5 separate regions of the Homo sapiens genome follow, and regions 2, 3, 4 and 5 are each linked to region 1. Evidence: chromatin contacts called from ENCODE Hi-C or POLR2A ChIA-PET data. All regions are on one chromosome and are shown on one strand. Each heading gives the region's core, a stretch centred on a gene start or an enhancer-like site at or near the end of the contact. The rest is flanking DNA. Distances are from core to core; before and after follow the strand shown. Region 1 has its middle 13 kb from the start of ARRDC2. Region 2 holds the start of MPV17L2 (MPV17 mitochondrial inner membrane protein like 2). Region 3 holds the start of CIST1 (colon, intestine and stomach enriched 1). Region 4 holds the start of RPL18A (ribosomal protein L18a). Region 5 overlaps FCHO1 (FCH and mu domain containing endocytic adaptor 1).

What was found. A loop is a pair of places that touch in the nucleus more often than their neighbours do. ChIA-PET counts read pairs that join two places held with the same protein, here RNA polymerase II (POLR2A). Pooled maps may share reads with other maps.
Region 2: a pooled map shows a loop between it and region 1 (10-fold over the local background). The contact joins the promoter of MPV17L2 here to the enhancer-like site in region 1. A Hi-C loop is called at or near these places in 9 of 50 pooled maps. POLR2A ChIA-PET finds 5 or more read pairs at or near these places in 8 of 52 experiments (A549, B cell, CD4-positive, alpha-beta T cell and 5 more).
Region 3: a map of HAP-1 shows a loop between it and region 1 (2.3-fold over the local background). The contact joins the promoter of CIST1 here to the enhancer-like site in region 1. A Hi-C loop is called at or near these places in 2 of 168 maps with a recorded cell type or tissue (CD14-positive monocyte and HAP-1) and 2 of 50 pooled maps. POLR2A ChIA-PET finds 5 or more read pairs at or near these places in 2 of 52 experiments (HEK293T and K562).
Region 4: a pooled map shows a loop between it and region 1 (5-fold over the local background). The contact joins the promoter of RPL18A here to the enhancer-like site in region 1. A Hi-C loop is called at or near these places in 5 of 50 pooled maps. POLR2A ChIA-PET finds 5 or more read pairs at or near these places in 10 of 52 experiments (B cell, Caco-2, IMR-90 and 7 more).
Region 5: a pooled map shows a loop between it and region 1 (5-fold over the local background). The contact joins two enhancer-like sites. A Hi-C loop is called at or near these places in 1 of 37 single-sample maps with no recorded cell type and 2 of 50 pooled maps. POLR2A ChIA-PET finds 5 or more read pairs at or near these places in 2 of 52 experiments (B cell and MCF 10A).

Annotation. Positions count from the first base shown.
Region 1 is chr19:18,019,008-18,022,981 of GRCh38, reverse strand. No RefSeq gene overlaps it. Among named protein-coding and RNA genes, the nearest start is that of ARRDC2, 13 kb to the right of the region's middle. RefSeq lists enhancers at 245-794, 1,269-1,318. Within about 2 kb of position 1,466, at least 36 of the 41 ENCODE cell types and tissues checked have a DNase peak (open chromatin) inside an H3K27ac peak, as active enhancers do; they include B cell, CD14-positive monocyte, CD4-positive, alpha-beta T cell and 3 more, where a contact is called at or near this core.
Region 2 is chr19:18,191,016-18,195,337 of GRCh38, reverse strand. MPV17L2 (MPV17 mitochondrial inner membrane protein like 2) reads right to left here and starts at 2,120. Exons shown (of 5, transcript NM_032683.3): 1 at 1,870-2,120; 2 at 1,304-1,474; 3 at 485-561; 4 at 252-380. The coding sequence starts at 2,056. RefSeq lists an enhancer at 1,976-2,025 and a silencer at 2,416-2,595.
Region 3 is chr19:18,253,196-18,257,484 of GRCh38, reverse strand. It overlaps CIST1 (colon, intestine and stomach enriched 1), which reads left to right and starts at 2,123. Exons shown (of 4, transcript NM_001396036.2): 1 at 2,123-2,265. The coding sequence starts at 2,178. It overlaps IQCN (IQ motif containing N), which reads left to right. Exons shown (of 4, transcript NM_001145304.2): 4 at 1-387. The coding sequence ends at 305. It also overlaps a transcript of PDE4C not described here.
Region 4 is chr19:17,858,181-17,862,538 of GRCh38, reverse strand. RPL18A (ribosomal protein L18a) reads right to left here and starts at 2,629. Exons shown (of 5, transcript NM_000980.4): 1 at 2,565-2,629; 2 at 1,067-1,246; 3 at 316-445. The coding sequence starts at 2,582. RefSeq lists enhancers at 1-137, 138-874, 2,634-3,013, 2,346-3,081.
Region 5 is chr19:17,773,708-17,777,976 of GRCh38, reverse strand. FCHO1 (FCH and mu domain containing endocytic adaptor 1) reads right to left here. Exons shown (of 29, transcript NM_015122.3): 12 at 3,694-3,738; 13 at 3,499-3,583; 14 at 2,897-2,921; 15 at 2,464-2,521; 16 at 1,816-1,994; 17 at 1,706-1,730; 18 at 1,291-1,342. Among named protein-coding and RNA genes, the nearest start is that of B3GNT3, 19 kb to the left of the region's middle. RefSeq lists an enhancer at 1,211-1,550. Within about 2 kb of position 1,301, at least 3 of the 41 ENCODE cell types and tissues checked have a DNase peak (open chromatin) inside an H3K27ac peak, as active enhancers do; they include B cell, where a contact is called at or near this core.

The DNA of each region.
Region 1 (3,974 bases), core at 217-2,716:
ATCACCTGAGGTCAGGAGTTCAAGATCAGCTTGGCCAACATGGTGAAACCCCGTCTCTACTAAAAATACAAAAAATTAGGTGGGCGTGGTGGCGTGCGCCTGTAATCCCAGCTACTCAGGAGACTGAGACAGGAGAATCGCTTGAACCCGGGAGGCGGAGGTTGCAGTGAGCCAAGATTGCGCCACTGCACTCCAGCCTGGGCAACAAGAGCAAAACTCCGTCTCAATAAACAAATAAACACATTTGCAGATGCCTCTCTATGCTCCAGCCCCATGGGGCCACTGGGGTGGCTGAGGACACGCCTAGCTCCCACCTGCCTGCTGTGGTTGCACAGGCTGTTCCCTCTGCTTGAAATGCCTTTCCCTAGTTCCTCTTCATCCATCAAAGCCCCAGCTCCAATGTCCTCTCTTTCTGCAAGGCCTCTCAGGACCCTCCAGCCTTCAGCCTTCCCTCTGGTTCCACCCTGACTCCACAGGGATCTGAGGTTGTGTGAGTCCTGCTCTGATCTTCACCAGTGTCCTTGGGACTCTGATCCACTGCCATCATCATGCGTCCAAGATGGTTTTCCTTACTTCTAGGCCTTCTTCCAGGGAGTCTCCAAACTCGTAGCATGATTGGCTCAGGCAGGATCACGTGCCCAGCCCTGACCCAATCCCTGTGCCTGTGATAACAAAAGGCTCCAATTGGCCAAGTGTGGTCACATGACCACACAGGAAACCAGGAAGTGGATCTGGGTCTCAGAAAGTGGGGCAGGGAGCCGGGCACTGTGGCTCACGCCTGTAATCCCAGCACTTTGGCAGGCCGAGGTGGGCAGATCACCTGAGGTCAGGAGTTTGAGACCAGCCTGGCCAACATGGTGAAACCCCATCTCTACTAAAAATACAAAAATTACCTGGGCATAGGGACAGGCGCCGGTAATCCCAGCTACTTGGGAGGCTGAGGCAGGAGGCGGAGATTGCAGTCAGCTGAGATCATGCCACTGCATTCCAGCCTGACGGACAGAGTGAGACCCTGTCTCCAAAAAAAAAAAAAAAAAAAAGGGCAGGGCAGGTAGACATTCCTCCAGACCCCTGTGTTAAGGACTTAGGGATCCCCTTGCCTGTACCATCTTGGCTGGTGGGCCTTGGCGAAGTCACTTGTTCCCTGTGTCTCAGTTTCCCCACTTGTCAATCAGGCCCAGCAGGGTTGAAGTGTTGGAGCACAGGGGGATCCATCCCCTCTCTGATCATTCTTGGGCTGAGTCCTTTTTACCCCGCACCCACGCCCTCATCTTTTATTGTTGTTTTCTGTGGATCCTCCCAGATCGGGCCGCGCAGTCCACCCAGCCCAGCGTGGCAGGCACTGATGGCCACCGGCTGAGTCACCATTTCCTCCTGGCCCCTTGCCCGGGCCCAGTGCTTTCTGGGGACTTTCCTGAACATCAAAAACAAGGTGGGGGGTGGGGGGGTGACTCCCGGGTGAGGGAAGCTAGGGCAGACACGCGTGTGTTTGGATAGGTTTGTGCATACCCTGGCGTGGGTTCAAAGCCCATGTCTGGGCCCCACCTGTAGGATCCAGGCCATAACCGCATCCTCCTAGGAGTTGGGGTACTCCACATGTGAGCACCTGGTGAACACTCTGTGCCCGGCTGCTTGTGCCCGAGTTCACTGGCTGGTGTTTCTATGTTGCTGACAGGCTTATGTGTGTGCGTGTGTGTTTGCACGTGTGTGTGTACATCATGACTGCCCTGTGCCTGGAGCCCAGCGACAGAGAGGCCCAGCCCCTCGCTCAAAAGGTGCATCTGAACTCCAGCCGCCCCTGCCCCTCAATGCACCCAGCTCCTCGCTCAGAAAGGTGGATCTGGTGGAGATAACTCCCTGGGCCAAGGCAGGGGGGCTTGGGAAATCCTGCTGCATTAGGGTGCAGGGGTGGCGGAGGCAGGGTGAGGCAGAGGTGGGGTGGTCAGAACTGTGGATCCACATGGATGAGCCTGGGCGGGCTGAGCTTTGGGAGGAATAGATGTCAATTGTAAAAACCTTCACTAAGCCACCTACTGTGTGTTCAGGGTGCTGGGACACAGTGGGGACCTGGTGTAATAGACACCACATCAACAAACAAGTGAATATGTAACCCCAGGGACATGGGGAGGACCAGGAAATTAAATGCACTGGGGCAGCAGGAGGGGAATTTGGGGTGCCCGGGCCTAGGGACAGAGGGGACTTGCTGAGAAGGTGATGTGAGGTCTCAGATGTGCAGGCGGAGGAGGTCTTGGGGAGATCTAGGGAGACAGAGTGCCAGGTGGAAGGTATGGCTGGTGCAAAGGCCCTGAGGTGGGCACGAACTGGCAGAGGGGCTTTGGCTTCATTCAGGAAGGTCTAACCCCACAGCAGGATGGGGAGCCATCAGGAGGTTGTGCTGGTGGGGCCACCAGGACAAGCTGTCCTGTAACTGGAGCTCAGCAGGAATGCGTCCCCCTCCCACCCCCACCCCCACCCCATCTCTGGCGCTCTTTGCTTGGGACAGAATGTGCTGGGAGGAGAGGCTGGCGGTGGCCGCGCCTGGTGGCTGGAGCGGGGAGGCTGGAGGATTCCTGAACAGTGGCCCGGCTGGGCTGGGCTCCCTGCCAGCGTGGGTGGGAAAACAAGCAGCGGGCGCCCTGACTGCTTGTCACCCCTTGTCCCCCAGCTGGCCGGGCCAGGGCAGGAGGCAGAGATGGTGAGAGAGTCAGGGACCCAAAGAGACAGAGAGATGGTAGCCAAGAGAGATAGTGAGAGAATCAGAGGCAGAGGGAGACAGAGACAGGGAGAAAGAGACAGAAGTACAGAGGCAATAAGACTGAGAGACAGAGACAGAGACAGTAAGCAAGACAGATATTGAGAGAGAGACAGAGATGGGAAAGAAAAGATGGTGAGAGTCAGAATGAAACAGACAGAGACACTGAGAGATAGAGACCTAGCATTTGACTCTGCATGGGGGACACGTCTGACTCTAGGAGGTCTTGGGAGCAAGTGCAAGGGATGACACCTCCACCCCCATCAGAATCTTCATCTGAGCTGGGCATGGTGGCTCACGCCTGTAATCCCAGCACTTTGGGAGGCCAAGATGGGCAGATCACCTGAGGTCAGAAGTTCAAGACCAGCCTGGGCAACATGGTGAAACCCTGTCTCTACTAAAAATACAAAAATTAGCTGGGCGTGGTGATGGGTGCCTGTAATCCCAGCTAGTCAGGAGGCCAAGGCATGAGAATTGCTTGAACTCGGGTGGCAGAGTTTGCAGTGAGCCGAGATCGAGGCTTTCCACTCCAGCTTGGACAATGCTGTCTCAAAAAAAAAAAGAAAAGAAAAAAAAAAGAAAAAGGCCGGGCGTGGTGGCTCATGCCTGTAATCTCAGCACTTTGGGAGGCCGAGGTGGGCAGATCACGAGGTCAGGAGATCGAGACCATCCTGGCGAACACTGTGAAACCCCGTCTCTACTAAAAATACAAAAAAAAAATTAGCCAGGCGTAGTGGTGGGCGCCCGTAGTCCCAGCTACTTGGGAGGCTGAGGCAGGAGAATGGCATGAACCCGGGGGGCGGAGCTTGCAGTGAGCAGAGATCAACCCACTGCACTCCAGCCTGGGCAACAGAGTGAGACTCTGTCTCAAAAAAAAAAAAAAAAAGAGGAGTCTTCATCCACATCAAAGTAGGCAGAGCAGTGGTCCCCCAGTCACTTAGTCAACCACCCTCATGCCTGCTGCATGCTGGGGCGGGGGTCAGAGCCTGGATCTGGCCCTGCCCACAGAGGGTCAGACAAACAAATGAACATCTAAGTAGTAATTTCAGAGCGTGATGAGGGCTAGGAAGACTACAGAACAGAGAGATAGGAGAGGGAGTGATGGAGGGGGTGGCAACTTTGGCCAGGAGGTTGGAGTGGCTCTGAAAAAGTGAGGCCAGGGGGTAAAGAGAAACCACCAATGGGGGAAGAGCCTTTTCGCAGGGGGAATAGTATATGAGAA
Region 2 (4,322 bases), core at 871-3,370, 170 kb before region 1:
CCAATTTCAGGCGATCCACCCGCTTCGGCCTCCCAAAGTGCTGGGATTACAGGCATGAGCCACGGCGCTCAGCCACGGCTGGGTCTTAACTGCTAGTGAGGAGCTCTCCGCCAGCCCACTGTTGGGTGTGGGTTGTCAGGAGCACAGGAGACTCCCACCCTCCAGGGTGGCTGGCTACACTGCCACTTGGAGCTCACACGTGTAGCCCCCTGGGGAGTCCCCTGGGTGCCTGGTATGCCCTCCACACTCACCCGGTACTTCAAGTAGGACAGGTACGTGTCCCAGCCCAGCGTCAGGCCGTTGATGTAGGTGACTCGAAATTGGGGGGGCACGAAGAGGAAGTTCACGAACTGCGCAGCAGGCCACACGCACCAGTCTGCCTGCGGGGAGAGGCGGGGGATGAGGGGCGGGGCCAGAGCTGGGCGGGGGCGGAGCGGCCATCAGGGGGCGGGGCCGGACATGTGCAAGGGGCGGGTGCTCCCACCTTGTAGAATTCCCAGAACTTCTCCCGCAGCTCCTGGCAGCTCTCACCCACTGTCTGACCCTCCAGGCAGCCAAGGCCTGGGAAGCAAACCAAGAAATGAGAGTGTTAGAGGCCAGGAAGTACTGTTGAGACGACAAGATGGGCTGACGATGGAGGGGGCGGGGTTGGGCCCCTGAGAGCCCACGCCGCCCACCCCGGGCAGAGGGACAGGGACTTTCAGATGGGATGGACAGAGAATTAGGGTAGCTGGTGTAGAGACAAAACAGAGCAAGTCAGTCCCAGTGAGAGAAAGAGAGGTTATAAACATATAAACACGTGCCCCAATGGAGACACCCTGAAGTTGAGGGAGTTGTGTTACTTTTCCATCACAGACCAGGAAGCCGGGCTGGGAGGTGGAGAATGAGAGACTCCTCTATTAATACCGCTGTCTTTACCGAGCCTAGGGCTGGCACGGTTGCACCCCATTAAGTCTAGCCTCAATTTCTCTTCCTTCAGGCCTCAGAGCCTTTGCATTAGCTGTTCCCTCTGCCCGCTGGTTCCCTCTTCATGTCTCAACTGAGTGTGGTCCCCTTCTTTGGGAAATGCTCTCAACCTCCCGCCCAGGGCAGCCCCAACAGATACAGTCCTCGTCCCTCCTACACTCGCCAGCGTTCACATCGGCCGAGTCCGTCCTGTCCCCGCTGTGACCTGGCTCCTAGTCCAGGGCGACCCAAACAGGGGGCAAATTGGAAATGCACCTCTGCATCCTTCTTAACACAAAGCTGGCTCCACCCCTCCCGACCTATGAGAGGCAAAGCCTAGGCTTAGGAGGCTCCTTACCCAAGAAGTACCAGACGCCCAGCAATGGAGAGGCTACCAGCTGATCCACGAGGACCTTCTTGAGGACATTTGGGAAGCCTCGGAGGCCAGACGCAGGGAATAGGCGGTCCAGCGACAAGTACCAGTAGTGCAGGAAGGGACCCATGCTGCAGCCCACCGCAAACATGCTCGCTATAAGAGTGTAAGTCAGGGGGCTGGGTCGGGCCGGCAAGTTCCTCAGTCCATTCCCTCTCTCCCTCCCTGGCTAAGGCCTGGGTAAGCCCAATGCCATCCCGGAGCCTCAGCCTCACCGGGAAAACCGGAAGAGCCCACCCGTGCATTCTTCCACTACAAGCCCCACCAGGAGGCGCGGCTCCAGAGGCTCCTGGGTAGTGGGCAGAGACCTCCGGGGGTTGGGAGGTGATGGAGACCCAGAGCTGCGGGGAGACAGACACCCGGGGAGAGGCGCGGTCAGGGCAAGGGTCCTGCGGGGGACTGAGGCCACGGGTCAGGGGTCACGGCCCGCAGTCGGGTGTCGGGATCAAAGGTCGCCCGGGGTGAAGGACTAAGCAGCGTGGCGTCCTCACCGGAGCGCCGTGGGTCGAAAACCTGGCCGGGCCGGGCGCGGATCTCCCAGGACTGGCGCACGCCATCACCGGCCGCCATGAGCGCGCCGCAGCCCAGCGTGTTAGTGACGAGCAGCGCGCGGCCCTGGAATAGAAGCTGCCCCGCGGATAACAGGCGGCGTAGCCGGCGCCAGCCACCCCGCGCCATCGCCCTCAGGAACCAAGGAACCGGCGCGCCGCTCTGCTTTCGCCGCGCCGACCAGTCGCGAGTCACTGTCGATCCCAAATTGCCCGCCCCTCCGGCTCCCCGGCCAATCGCATAAGGATCTTCAGTCCGCAGGTCCGCCCCGAGCCGCGACGCGTTCACCAATCGCAGGCAGCCTCGGGGAGCCACATTGCCCGGCCCGAAGAGTATTGACCAATAAAAGGCAGGCGTTCTATCCCAAGGTCGAGCCCCCAACGACCTCCCGAGCTTCACGGACCAATCGGAAAAAAGAATTGCGTTACGTCCCGCATGCCGATTGGTAACGTTGCACTCTTGTTTCCCCGCCCCTTTCTGTGCCAGCCTATGGGAAACCGTCGCAGCCCCGTCCTACCGACACGCCCAGGACGGCACTGGCCAGTCGCAGACCGGCGTCACGCTGGCAAATCAGTGACCGTCGTCCCGCCTCCCGCGTTAGGGTTGGTCAATCTTAGGCAGTTACAACGCCTTCTGGCCTGGTTGCCCTACGTATTTCCAGATTCTCCTGGACTTAACCAGAAGGGATGTGATCTGTGGCCAGAAACAATTATATCCTAATTATACCGTTCCCGTAGGGAACAATTATTTTTTTTCTTTTTTTGAAATGGAGTCTCGCTCTGTCACCCAGGCTGGAGTGCGGTGGCGCGATCTCGGCTCACCGCAACCTCTCCCTCCCGGGTTCAAGCGATTCTCGTGTCGCAGCCTCCCAAACAGCTGGGATTACAGGCACGGGCCACCACGCCCAACTAATTTTGTATTTTTGGTCTAGACAGGGGTTTTGCCATGTTAGCCAGGCTGGTCTCGAACTCCTGACCTCAAGAGATCCACCCGCCTTGGCCTCCCAAGGTGCTGGGATGATGATAGGCGTGAACCACCGTAACTGGCTTAAAAAATGATTTTCAATGGAAATCCCTATGCATTCTCTACTAGAGTCGCAAACTACTGCCTGTGGGCTGTTAACTGTTGAAGGTGTGCAGGTTCTTGGCATCTTGAACAAAGAATTGGACAAAGTGCACAAACAAAGCAAGGAAAGAATGAAGCTTAACAAAAGCAGAGATTTATTGAAAACGAAAGTACACTCCGCAGGGTGGGAGCCAGTGGAGCATACGGACTCAAGAGACCTGTTTAAGAATTTTCTGGGGTTTAAATGCCCTCTAGAGGTTTTCACTGGTTACTTAATGTACGTCCTATGTAAATGAAGAGGATGAAGTAAAGTTACAAAGTCATTTACTGGATGTATGCCCTCTTTAAATGGAGAAGATATTTCCTGTCATAGCTGAATTGTTTCCATTTGATTTGGCCTTATGTTCCCTGCCTCCAGACCTATTCTCCTGCCTCAGGGCCAAATCCTGTCCCTGCCTGTTTTGTGCTGCTCATGATGAGCTAAAGGTGTTTCTTACATTTTTTAAATGGTCAGTCAAGAAGGTGGGGATTGGCCAGGCGCAGTGGCTCACGCCTGTAATCCCAAACAGTTTGGGAGGCGGAGGCAGCTGGATCACCTGAGGTCAGGAATTCAAAACCAGCCTGGCCAACATGGTAAAACCCCATCTCTATTAAAAATACAGAAATTAGCCAGGGGCGTGGTGGTGGGCGCCTGTAATCCCAGCCACTCGGGAGGCTGAGGCAGGGTAATCTCTTGAACCCGAGAGGTGGAGGTTGCAGTGAACCGAGATAGCTCCAGTCTGGGCCACAGAGCGAGACTGTCTCAAAAAAAAAAAAAAAAAAAAAAAAAAAAGGCTGTGCCTAGGGCCGTGGTCACTCACGTTTGGCTCAGAATTAACCTCTTTAAATATTTTACGGAGTTTCTTTTTTTTTTTTGAGAGAGTCTCGCTCTGTGGCCCAGGCTAGAGTGCAGTGGCGCGATCTTGGCTCACTGCAAGCTCCACCTCCCGGGTTCACGCCATTTTCCCGCCTCAGCCTGGCGAGTAGCTGGGACTACAGGTTCCCGCCACCAAACCCGGCTAATTTTTTATATTTTTAGTAGAGACAGGGTTTCACCGTGTTAGCCAGGATGGTCTCGATCTCCTGACCTCATGATCCGCCCGCCTCGGCCTCCCAAAGTGCTGGGATTACAGGCGTGAGCCACCGCGCCCGGCCCATATTTTACAGAGTTTCACTCTTTTTGTCAACAAATGGCATGATTGTGTTTCAATAAAGTTTTACTTATGGACACAAATTTGCATTTCATATAATTTTCAGGTCATAGAATAAGCCAAACGTCATTGAAACACAA
Region 3 (4,289 bases), core at 874-3,373, 230 kb before region 1:
TGGTGCAGGGCATGGGCCAGGGCACTGAGGGCCCCGGGGCAGTGTCTTGGGCCTCCGCCTACCAGCTGGCTGCCCTGAGTCCCAGGCAGCCGCATCGCCAGGACAAAGCGGCCACAGCCATCCAGTCCGCCTGGAGGGGCTTTAAGATCCGCCAGCAGATGAGGCAGCAGCAAATGGCAGCGAAGATAGTTCAAGCCACCTGGCGAGGCCACCATACCCGGAGCTGTCTGAAGAACACAGAGGCGCTCTTGGGACCAGCAGACCCCTCGGCCAGCTCACGGCACATGCATTGGCCTGGCATCTAGGACCCTGGCTCCCTGCAGTGGGGACTTCGTGGGAGGCACTCATGGCTCTCTGGGTCTAATGAATAAAGTCCTCCACAGCCTAGATCTTGGGTGATGTGTTCTGGGTTAATGGAAGTGGCTTGGGTATAGTGGGGGAATCTGGAACATCCCAGAGGGAAGAGAACTCTGAAGTTACCAACCATGCAGTATGCATCTGGGGTCTGTGGCCAGCATGGGGACCTCAAATCTTTCCTGGAGGTCAGGCACTGCCAATGTGGTCTCAGCTGTGCCTCTGCCATATCCACGTACAGGTAGTGGGGTGGTGTCCAGCCCGTCCCAGATGGAAACTGTCCCCAGTGCACTCTAGAAATGTGCCTGGGACCTGGCCCAGAGCACTCACCTCAAGTCCCTCACCCCTAAAAAATCCTACAGGATGGCTGGGTGTGGTGGCTCATGCCTGTAATCCCAGCACTTTGGGAAACCAAGACGAGTGGGTCACCTGAGGTCAGGAGTTAGAGCTATCAGCCTGGCCAACATGGTAAAACCCCATCTATACTAAAAAAAAATACAACAACAAAAAAAGGCCAGGCACGGTGGCTCACGCCTGTAATCCCAGCACTTTGGGAGGCCGAGGTGGGCAGATCACCTGAGGTCAGAAGTTCGAGATCAGCCTGACCAACATGGAGAAACCCCGTCTCTACTAAAAATACAAAATTAGCCGGCCATGGTGGCACATGCCTGTAATCCCAGCTACTCAGGAAGCTGAGGCAGGAGAATCGCTTGGACCCGGGAGGCGGAGGTTGTGGTGAGCCAAGATTGTGCCATTGCATTCCAGCCTGGGCAACAAGAGCTAAACTCAGTCTCAAAAAAAAAAAAAAAAAATTAGCCGGGCATGGTGGTACACGCCTGTAATCGCAGCTACTTGGGAGGCTGAGGCGGGAGGTTGCTTGAATCCCAGAGTTTGAGAATGCAGTGAGCTGTGATTGTGCCACTGTGCTTCAGCCTGGGCGACAGAGTGAGACCCCGTCTCTTAAAAAAAAAAAAAAAAAGGGCTGGGCACGGTGGCTCATGCCTGTAATCCTAGCAGTTTGGGAGGCCGAGGCGGGTGGATCACTTGAGGTCAGGAGTTCGAGACCAGCCTGGCCAACATGGTGAAACCCTGTCTCTGCTAAAAAATACAAAAATTAGCCAGGCCTGGTAGCGGGCGCCAGCTACTCGGGAGGCTGAGGCAGGAGAATTACTTGAACCCGGGAGGCAGAGGTTGCAGTGAGCCAAGATTGCATCACTGCGCTCCAGTCTGGGTGACAGAGCAAGACTCCGTCTCAAAAAAAAAAAAGAATAAAAGAAAGAAAAAGAAATCCATAATAGAAATGCTAGAAGGTTAGAAGGTTTCAGTCATGTCCCCAAAAGGCCCCAGTCTGGGTGAGACAGAGGACAGAGGAGGACGAGGACAGAGAACAAGGACATCCCCAGCCCTGTGGGTTCAGGGATCGGAGGGAGGTGGGAGAAATTGGTGCTCCCAGAGGGGACAACCTGGCTGGACGAGGGGCAGAGGGAGTGACAGCAGGGGTTTGGGCAGCTGTGGAACCAGGAGCAGGGGGAAAGAGGACGGCAGGGGCAGGGTGTCTTTAGTGGATGACTGGCTTTGAGAGCTTCTGGGTCGTCGTGTTTAGAAGGGGTGGAGTCCAGGTGAAGAGGGCGAGAACCGCACCCGGGGGAACAGGAGCGCCCCAGGGAGGTCCCACACCCTGCAGCCCCACCTGCGCCTTGCCCCTGCACAGCCCCGCGCTCCGCCAGCAGGGAGCGCACACGCAGGTGCAAGGAGCTGGCACCTGGGCACACACCTGGCCACACACCTGTGCAGAGCCGGTGGCAGGCCCTCCCGGCGCAGGAATGGCGTGCCCCCAGCTGCCGCCACTTCTGCTTTTGGTGCTGGTGGTGCTGCTGAAAGCTGGTGTGAATTACAATACTCCCTTTACAGGTAAGAGCTGGTAAAGAGGCTCAGCTTCCAGAAAGCGGAAGGGTGGGGGTGGGGGACGCACAGCCCAGTCACACACCTGGCTTCTGGACCCCTCCCTCAGGCCACGCTGGTCCGCCAACCCTCCGAGGAAGGCTGGGTTTTCCCCCAGAAACAAACGGAGCAGCTGTGAGGACAGATGAGGCACCGCTGCTCCCAAGCCCTGGGGCTGTGGGTCCTGCAACTCCAGTGAGCCCTGAACCTGCTGGAGGCCACAGATGGCCTCACACCTACTTTTGGGCTCCTTTTCAAATCTGTTGCTTTTAGCCAATCCCCAAAGGGAGAATGGTGAAGACCTCAGGGCCATGGGGGTTCCAGGGAACAGGGACTCACTTCCTGGTCATCAAACATCTGTGGTTCCCATGAGAAGTTCTTCTGGGTGTCTGACTTAATTCCCTCTTGCTCTCCTATAAGACAGTGCCTAGGGTGGAGGGGAGGAGCCTTGAGCTTCTCGCATTCCCTTTTTCTGCCCTTTACCTGCCACTATGTTGTCACTCTCTCTGACCGGTGTCCTACCCCACAGACCTGTAATAGCAGAGCAGAGGCCACCATGGCTGCTGAAATGCTCATTGCAGGGAAGGGTTTCATTCAGAAGGCACCACTTTTATCCCCATTTCATAGCTCAGGAAACTGAGGCTCAGTCCAGCTTGTCCCAGACCCAGATTAGAACTGGTTGACTTGGCTCATGTGAGCCTCCCAGTCTAGGAGTCTCTGGGGAGAGCAAACACCCAGCACAGTGCCTAGAAACATCTTTATTTTTACCTTCTGGTCAACCCTTCAGCAGCTCACCAGTGCCTACTCAGTGCCAGGCACTCAACAGGGCTTGTGTCCTCCAACTCTTCCTTTTTCAAGTCCACAGCTTTTCCTCAGTTCACTAAGCACTCAGCTCCCCAGAATTCTGACTTGGCTTGGGGTCCACTCTGGCCTCTGAATCATCTTCATTTCAGCAGAAACAGAGGACAAGGGTCCTTGAGGGGCGTTCTTCCCAGCTCCCCAGTCACCTCAGGCCAGACCCTCTGCTACTCTGAGCCTCAGTTTCTCATCTGTCAAATGGGGATGAAGCCCAGCCTGAGTTCCATGCCTCTTCTAGACTCAGCCGTCATCCCCACAGGGCCTGGGGGGCTACATAGAGATCTGGGGAGGGTGGCATGTGGACCCAGCCCCCTCTCAGGGCCAGTGTTGTGTGTTATTTCCGCATTTCTGCTGCCTAGGGTGAGTCAAGGAGGAAGCACAAAGTTTGGCCCAGAGCAGAGTGCATGGGTGGAGCAGAGAGTTGATGAATGAACTTGTAAGTGCCTAAGAGGCCCAGTCACCTGGAACTGGGTGGGAAGTCGTTGTGGGAGGTGGCTCATGAACTGCTTACCTGCCCTCAGCCTGGTCCCTGGACTCCATGCCTGGGATGGGATGTGAGCCAGGAAGTAGCTGGACCAACACGTAGAAGGGTGGGTTCCGGAGACATGTTCCCAGCGCCTGTGTCTTTGTGTCTTCCATTAAAGTTGAGGTTAGCCTAGGGCTACCTGGAGAAAATTAGGGCTGATCCTCTCTGAGCTCATAGGTGGATCTTTATAGTTGAGTGTCACTGTGCACCCACTGTGTTTCTATTCTATTGTGTGTGTGTGTTTTTTTTTTTTTTGAGACGGAGTCTCACTCTGTTGCCTAGGCTGGAGTTCAGTGGCATGATCATGGCTTACTGCAGCCTTGAACTCCTGGACTCAAGCGATCCTCCCACCTCAGCCTCCTGAGTAGCTGGGACTAGGCATGCACCACCATGCCTGGCTAATTTTTGTTTTATTTTTTTGTAGAGACAAGGTCTCATTATGTCTCCCAGGCAGGAGTGCAGTGGCGCAATCATGGCGCACTACAGCCTTGAATTCCTGGGGTCAGGCAATCCTCCCGCCTCAGCCTCCCCAGTAGCTGGGAGCACCCAGCTTGTGTACACCCACTATGAACCTGACTGATGAACTGTCAGAGGCACCAACTCCACATGA
Region 4 (4,358 bases), core at 1,380-3,879, 160 kb after region 1:
GGTGCCAGCTCCCAACACTAGGCAGGGGTTCAATTCGGTTCTCAGTGGGTCCCAGAAAACAGTGGTGATGTGGATCCCAGTCTAAACAAGGTGCAGACCCAAAAAGGGAGTTTCCAGATGTGATGTGATTTACAACCGAGCCTGGCAGGGCTCTCAGAAAAGCGCCATCTGGGGCCTGGGGCATCCTTTTGTCTTCCTGTGCCCCGCCACCAGTCCTGAGACTCTCCTGCACTGGGAACCTCTGGCACTTGCCCTGCCTCAGTGTGAGGGAGTCAAGGAGGGTCTAAAAAGCTGGAGGCGGGACAGGCAGCTTACAGCACTGGGTGACAGCGCCTGCGGTGGTCAGGTCCCGGTATTCCCGGTACATGTTGTGGGTGCCGCTCCGGGAGTCATAGCGCAGCCAGATCCCGAAGTTCTTCACCCGCAGGGGGGACTTCTCAAACACCTGCCAAGGAGAGGCCACAGGGAGATGTGAGAGCAGCAAGCCGATGTGCCCTAGCCCCATCCTCACTGAACCCTCTGCCTCTAAAGCACACCCCAGGCTCCAGGCCTACTCTATGGCCAGACTCTTGTGCCTCAGTTTCCCAGCCCCACCTACCTTCAGGCATCCTCAGGGAGCGTGAGGTAAGGGAACTTCCCATGGCAACAGCCTGAAGTCCAGGCTTCTGCCACGGACACCAACCCAGCCCCAGATGCAGTTCCTGAACTCAAGTCTCCTGGAACCTGTCTGGGCCAACCTAGCTACCACCCACTGACCAGATAGCCATCACCTCTCCTCACTTAACAGACAGGGCCCAGGGAAGACAGCACCAACCAAGGTGTCCCACCATGCCACCCACCCGCTCCCTGGGTCCCTGGCTTTCTAATCAGGGAAATGGCACATAAGCTCTGCTCCAGTCCCGTGACCCAGGCAGAAACACAACCCGGGGCTCTGATGTCTGATGTGATGGGATTACAGGCGTTGAGCTACCGCACCCGTTCGATGTCTGATTAATTCTTGAGATGCACGATGTCCCAAGAGGCGCAAATCCACTCCAGACCCCACGTAGCCCCGGCCTCTCCATACCTGCCCACAGTAGACAATCTCCCCTGAAGACTTCTTCATCTTCTTTAACTGAGATACAAAGTACCAGAAGCGGGACTTGGCGACGACATGATTAGGCGCAAAGATTCGCATGCGGTAGAGGGGCGGCGTGTGGCATTTGGGGGTGGGCAGGCAGCGACCCACTACCTTGTACTCTCGTAGCTGAAAGGAAACAGGAGTGAGGGTAAGGCCAGCACCCAGAGGCAACTGTGGAGATCCACCTCACTCCCTTTCCTACATCTAGTGACCACAGATTCGGGAAGCAGGAGGCAGGGCCACCCTAGGGCCTCCATGTGGATTCTTGGTGACTGTAGGTCACACTCCCGACCACAACTTTATACACAAAATGAACTGAGGAGAGGGAGGTCTCCAGGGAGGATTAATTGAGTTGCCTGCCTCTCCTTTGCCTGGGCTAAGGGTTTCAGACCAGGAAAGCTGTGGCTTAGACCCACAGCCTCCTTTCTTCATGCTGCAGTCCTGAATTGCTTTGCAGTCGCCGTCAAACAGCCACTCTGCACCTCAAAACATCCAGCCAACATCTTCTTTCACCCTGAGGCCCAGTGACCAGCATGGGATCTCACAGCCCATTCCAGGCAGAACTAGGACAAGACCTCAGGTCTCTCCCCAGCCCTGGGATCCCTGCACTGTTGCCACGCGAGCTGCGGCTGCCTCCGTTTTCCCAACTGCAATCCAAACGTTTGGCCCAGGGAAGACTCCCGGTTTACAGATGCAGAGGTGAGAATCTTTGGTCAAGTCCAGGCTCTGTGATATGGCACAAAGAAACCACCTCTGAAACTGACTCGCCAGCTTTTCACTAGTTATCAATGAAAAATAGTCACAAATTATCGCAGTTCCTACTTTTACTGTGAACCTGACCCACCGGCCTCGGCACACGTTCAGGAAGGGAACAATGGGGCCCGCCCCTTTGACAGCAAGGAAACCGAAGCTGGAGATCTGGACATAATACACCCACTCCATGGGAGTCCAGGTTCTCCTATCTCTGCGCCATAGAGCCGTTTGATTCTATCCAGTATGTACCACAGCGTTAAGCCTCACGCTCCCCGTTTCGGCTCACTGTTAGCAATTTTCATCTGCTTCTCACAGCCATTCCGGCAGAAAGAAAACACACTATTGCTCTACCGCCACGTCCACGTTGCAGAAAGGAAAACAGAAACTTGGCGGCTCGACGAGGTGCCGGGGCTAGGGCCTCTATGCTGCGCGACTTATTCCTTCCCCCGGGAAGAAGACCCGGAGTCCTTGGGCCCCCGCGATCCCTGAGCTGGCCCAGGTCACGCATCGCTCTCTCCACGCGGCTCCCACGATGGCCGCCATGTTGGGTGCAACAAGAGAAGGCGGCGCGCGGCCAAGGGGGGCCCAAACAGAAGCGCGCGGCACCAACCCGGCCCACGCCACTTATGCAGGCCCCTGATGGGGCCCGTGCCCCATCCCTTGGCCCCCTGCCGCGCCGCGCCCGCCTTACCGTGCCCGAGGCCTTCATGGCGTGCTCTCCGCGTTCGCCGCCACCCGCAAAAGGAAGTGTCCTCTGTCGCGCAGCCGTTCACCAGGCCTTCACTACCGGAAGACCCGCCCTCTCAATGCCGCACGTCCATTGGCTTCTCTGCCCCGCACTCAAAGCGACCCGCGTCTTCATTGGCTATGGATCCACCTGCTACTCAAAGTTCCGCCTCTCTTCAGCGAGACTTCGTTTCCCAGAAGGCAACGAGGCAAGCTCCACCTGTTCCACCACGACCGCAACGGAGCGTCTGCGCGCGCGGCACGTCGGGAGTTGTAGGCACTCCGCCAGTCCCGGCTGCAACTAGGGGCGGCGGCGCGCGCCGCCTGCAGGATGCCTAAGCATTGAACCTAAGCTACCTCGGGTGGCTGCGGTGTTTACCGTGAGATCCCGATGCTTCACACTCGGGGCCTCATCCTCCGGGGAGGTGTGTTACGGAGGTCTCCACCAGATACCTGAGGGTATCTGTAAAATGGGAATACAAATAATATATTTTTCTCCTAGCGATGTTGCAGCACGAATATTGAATAAGCTCTGGAATGCTGTTTTTGTTAATTTGGGGTCCGATTTGTGTTTCGTAGTAGCTGGGATTCAAACTCTGTCTGTCTGCCTCCAGTTCATAAGAACCTGAGGGAGCAGGGGTTGGGGGAGAGCGCGCGGAGAGCCGGAGAATGGATCAAGATCCAGCCGCCCACTTTGAGGGGCTTGGACTTAGCAGTTTGCTTGGGCAGAAAGAAGCCCTCCTGGGGATGAGGACGGGGACCAGATATGAAAAAAGAAACACCCGCAAACAACTCCCTGATGACAAGGCTATGAAGTAAAATTAAGAGGAAAGAGGCAGGAGGCTGAGGCATGAGAATCGTTTGAACCCAGGAGCCAGAGGTTGCAGTGACCCGAGATTGCGCCACTGTACTCCAGCCTGGGCGACAGAGTGAGACTCTGTCTCAAAAAAAAAAAAAAAAAAAAAAGACCAGGCGCGGTGGCTCACGCCTGTCATCCCAGCACTTTGGGAGGCCGAGGCGGGTGGATCACTTGAGGTCAGGAGTTCGAGACCAGCCTGGCCAACATGGCGAAACCCCGTCTCTACTAAAAATACAAAAATTAGCCGGGCGTGGTGGCGGGCGCCTGTAATCCCAGCTACTCGGGAGGCTAAGGCAGAAGAATCGCTTGAACCTGGGAGATGGAGGTTGTAGTAAGCCGAGATCTGGCCATTGCACTCCAGCCTGGGAGACAGGGCGAGACTCCGACTCAGAAAAAAAAGAAAGAAAGAAAGAAAGAAAATAAAGGACAGCAAGCATGCAATTTTTTATTTTCATTTTCTTATTTTGCATTTCTGGTTCTCTTAATCTGGTTTTGTGGATTCAAGTCACTACTGGGTGTGATTTTCTTTTCTTTTCTTTTTCTTTTATTTTTTGAGACTGAGTCTTACTCTTTTCCCCAGGCCAGAGTGCAGTGGCGCTATCTCGGCTCACTGCAACCTCTGCCTCCTGGGTTCAAGCAATTCTCCCGCCTCAGCCTCCAGAGTAGCTGGGATTACAGGCGCCCGCCACGATGCCCAGGTAATTTTTGTATTTTTAGTAGACACAGGGTTTTACCATGTTGGTTAGGCTGGTCTCGAACTCCTGACCTCAGGTAATCCGCCTGCCTCCACCTCCCAAAGTGTTGGGATTACAGGCGTAAGCCACCGCGCCCGGCCCAATGATTTTCTTATTCCAGTACAACTTGGCTCCCTTCACCTCCTTTGTGCCGTTAATGTCAAAT
Region 5 (4,269 bases), core at 52-2,551, 240 kb after region 1:
ACCTCCGCTTCCTGCGTTCAAGCGATTCTCCTGCCTCAGCCTCCAGAGTAGCTGGGATTACAGGCACCTGCCACCATGCCCGGCTAATTTTTGTATTTTTAGCAGAGACGGGGTTTTACCATGCTGGCCAGCCTGATCCCAAACTCCTGACCTCAAGTGATCTGGCTGCTTTGGCCAGTGCTGGGATTGCAGGTGTGAGCCACTGTGTGCAGCCTGTTCCCAGTCTGGAGTTCCATTTCCCCAGCTCTCTTCACAGTCACCTCCTAGCTCCTCTTTGGGGCTTAGCTCCAAGTCACCCCCTCAGGGAGGTTCCCAACCCCACCTCAAGGGAAGTCACCTCCTCCTGTCTTCGCGTCATCTGCTTTAGTTTCTTCGTAGCACTTAGAAGTATCGAATATGCTCTAACTTATTTGCTTTTTTTTTTTTTTTTTTTTTTTTTTTGAGACGGAGTTTCCTCTTGCTGCCCAGGCTGGAATGCAATGGCACAACAGTGGCTTACTGCAAGCTCCGCCTCCCAGGTTCAAGCGATTCTCCTGCCTCACCCTCTCGAATAGCTGGGATTACAGGCATGTGCCACCATGCCTGGCTAATGCTGTATTTTTAGTAGAGATGGGGTTTCTTTATGTTGGTCAGGCTGGTCTCGAACTCTCGACCTCAGGTGATCCGCCTGCCTTGGCCTCCCAAAGTGCTGGAATTACAGGCGTGAGCCGCCACGCCTGGCCCTATTTGCTATTCTTAAAATCTGGAGTCACTAGAATGTGACTCTGAGAAGGGAGACCTGTCTCAGAACCCAGACCCTAGAACAGCACAGGTACACAGCAGGCACTCAATAAATGTTCATCAAATGAATGACTAAATGGTCCCTCAAAAGCCAGCATGGGCCAGGCACAAGGGCTCATGCCTGTAATCCCAGCACTTTGGCAAGCCGAGGTGGGCAGATCACTTGAGGTCAGGAGTTCGAGACCAGCCGGGCCAACATGGTGAAACCCTGTCTCTACTAAAAATACAAAAGTTAGCTGGGCGTGGTGGTGGGTGCCTGTAATCTCAGCTACTTAGGAGGCTGAGGCATGAAAATCGCTTGAACTCAGGAGGTGGAGGTTGCAGTGAGCTGAAATCGCACTCCAGCCTGGGTGACAGAGTGAGACTCTGTCTCAAAACAAAAACAAAAACAAAAAAACCCCAGCATGACGTCAACTCCCAGCCGGGACAAGAGAACACCAGGCGGAGACATGGGGAGGTGGAGGGAGGAGGTGGGGACAGCCCCCACCTGCCCACTCGTGTGGAACCCACCTGCTGGTTCTGGGGGCAGACCGAGGTCTCTGGGGTTTCCCAGCAGCGTCCCCTACAAGAGATGCACCTCCTTCAGCCTTCTTGTCACCCTGCCTGCAATGCTCCCCACTCCACAGACCAAGGGACCGAGGCTCGGGGGTGTCCAGCCAGTTGCCCAAGGTGATCAGCAAATCAGGCAGACATGGATTCAAGCCTAAGCGAGCCTGTCTCCAGATGCTAGCTTCTCCTGGCCCCAGCTACCCCTTTCAGCTCTCACTTAATTTCATAATGACCTCATTTTACAGAAAAGGAGACTGAAGGTCAGTGTGGTTAAGCAGCCTGCCCAAAGTTACAAAACGGAGTTATGATTCAAGCCCAAACCCATAGCCTCCCTTCCTTAGGATCCTCCCCACTCTGAAGACCAAAGGCTACTCACGTGAAGAATGGCGTTTCATGGTGCCCTGTGGACAAAGTGGGCAACATCACACACGAATGCATCCAGCCAGCCTCTCTAGCAACACCCAGGGCACCCCTCCCACGCCTCACCCCTGGGCCAGGAGGAAGGATGAGGCTGCCCGCGGTGGCCCTGAGCTGTGCCGCTGCTGCCTCGGGGCTGCAGGCTGGAGCCCGGGCCGGGGCAGGCTTGATGTGCACATAGAACTTGCGGGGCTCTTCATCGTCGAAGTCGGAGTCGCTGGACGAGAAACGGGAGGGCTCGGCCGTGCGTGGGCTGCAGTCAAGGTCCAAGCCAATCCCAACACAAGCTTTCCCCCAGTCAGCTCTCCAATCCAGCCTCGTCCCTCCCTGCTCAAACCCTTCGAGGTCCTGCCCAATCCCATCGCTCACCACGCGCCACCTTCAGTCCTGACACCATGTCCCACCAGCACTCCCACCCCCCCCGAGAAGCCTTTGCACAAGCATGCCCAGAACTAACTGGCAAACTCCTATTCGGCTGCAAAACCCCAACACTGGTGCCCCCTCCTCCAGGAAGCCCTGCTAGATCTCCTTTTCTCTCTCCCTCTTGCCCAGTGCTGACCCCATAGAGTGGGTGTTTACATTTAGGTTGGCTTCATCCACAAAGGAGACTCTCTCCAGGATGTACACAGAGAGGACTGCTGAAGGTGGACTGGTTATTACGGAGAATTTTGTCCTTGCTGTGCCAACAACTGCCCCCAGGGGGTGCCAGAAGGATATTGTTCTGGGTCACATCAGGCCGGACAGTGAAACCTTCTTCATCCACCTCTGGACATGTCTAGGGGAGTCAGGGGGCAGCAGTGAGTCAGGCGCCCCACTATCGAACCTTCCATCTCACCCTGCCAACCGCCCCCCGCCCTGCCCCCAGGCCTTGACTCAGACCTCAAAACCAACCCTGATGGCAACGACTGTCTTCCCTGGGTGTGTGGGCAGGTTCCTGGGACAAACTGAGCTTCGGCAGGGACATTATTCACACCCACGTAGTCCATGGGACTTTGCAGCTGAGGTGGGATATGAACCCAGCCCCCAGGCTCCAGCCCGCCCCTCAATCTCGGCTCTTTAGTTTCCAGTAGGGATCGGGACTCTAGGAGCCAAGAGTGGGATCAAACTCCTTCCACTTGTAGCCCAGCCTGACCCCTCCCACATCACTCACCCCTGAATCGGGCTCCAGGAAATCTCTGGGGATGGAGGAAGAGATGTTGGTGTCAGCTTCCGCAGCCCATCTGGTGCCCCCTGTCAGCCCCCAACACTGGACATGGAAGCTGGGGCAGCTCCCAGACTGTGATACTGCCCTGAGCTAGCCCTAGAGGCGGTGGGACCATGGGGCTTGCTTGGGGAGGGGGTTGAATCTGAAGTTAGCTGAGTAGAGAGTGTTCTCAAACAGCCTGGGAGGGAAGGAATCCTGGAACTCATTTGAAGGGCTGCCTTGTGAAGATAGGGAAAGTCGGGGCTAGCCTTGGCAAACAGAACAATCCTGGGCCAGCTTGGGCAGGGAAGATGCTACGTTACTCTGGGACAGGCAATTCCTGGCCTAACCTAGCAAAAGGAAGAATTCTGGACTAGCTTGGGCAGCGGTAATATTGAGCTAGCCGGGGGCAGAGGTACTCCTGGTCTAGCTCAGGTAGAGGGAATCCTGGTCCAGCCTGGAATATGGATACTCCTGGGCTATCCTAGGAGGGGACTTCTGGGATAGCCTGGGCAGGGGAGGGGATCTCGGTCTAGCCTGGGCCAGACCGGGCAGGGGTGCTTCCTCACACAGCTGCAGGTGGCTCTGGCTCCCGCTCCCGCCGGCTTAGTCCTGGAAGGCGAAAGGCCTTGGCTCCCCGCAAACGTTTCATCGCTGAGGATAGATTGGGGGGCACCTGAGCACTGTGAGCCTCCTTTCACATTCAGATCAGCCTCCCTCACCCCCATGGTCCAGCCTGGGCATCCAGGCCCAGACGTACTTGCCTTCCTGCAGGGCAGCCGCACTGTATGCCTCGAAGTCCAGAGGTCCTGAGACAGGAGACGGAAACTCAATTGAGGGGCTGGGCACGGTGGCCCATGCCTGTAATCCCAGCACTTTGGGAGGCTAAGGCGGGCGGATCACCTGAGGTCAGGAGTTCAAGACCAGCCTGGCCACCATGGTGAAACCCTGTCTCTGCTAAAATTACAAAAAAGCCGGACATGGTGGCAGGCGCCTGTAATCCCAGCTACTGGGGAGGCTGAGGCAGGAGAATCGCTTGAACCCAGGAGGCGGAGGTTGCAGTGAGCCGAGACTGCACCACTGCACTCCAGCCTGGGTGACAGAGCAAGACTCTGCCTCAAAAAAATTAAAAAAAAAAAAAAAAGAGAGAGAGAGAGAGAAAGAAACTAAATTGAGGGTGGGGAGACTGCGCTTGGAAAGGGTAGTACACTTTTGGCCACAAAATGGCACCTGGATCTGAACTCAAGGTCCATCAGGTTCCCGGACAAGAACCAGCCCCACATCATCAGAAGTGGGATGGACCAAGGGGCTGGTCTGGTTCCAGCAGGGCAGTGCCACCG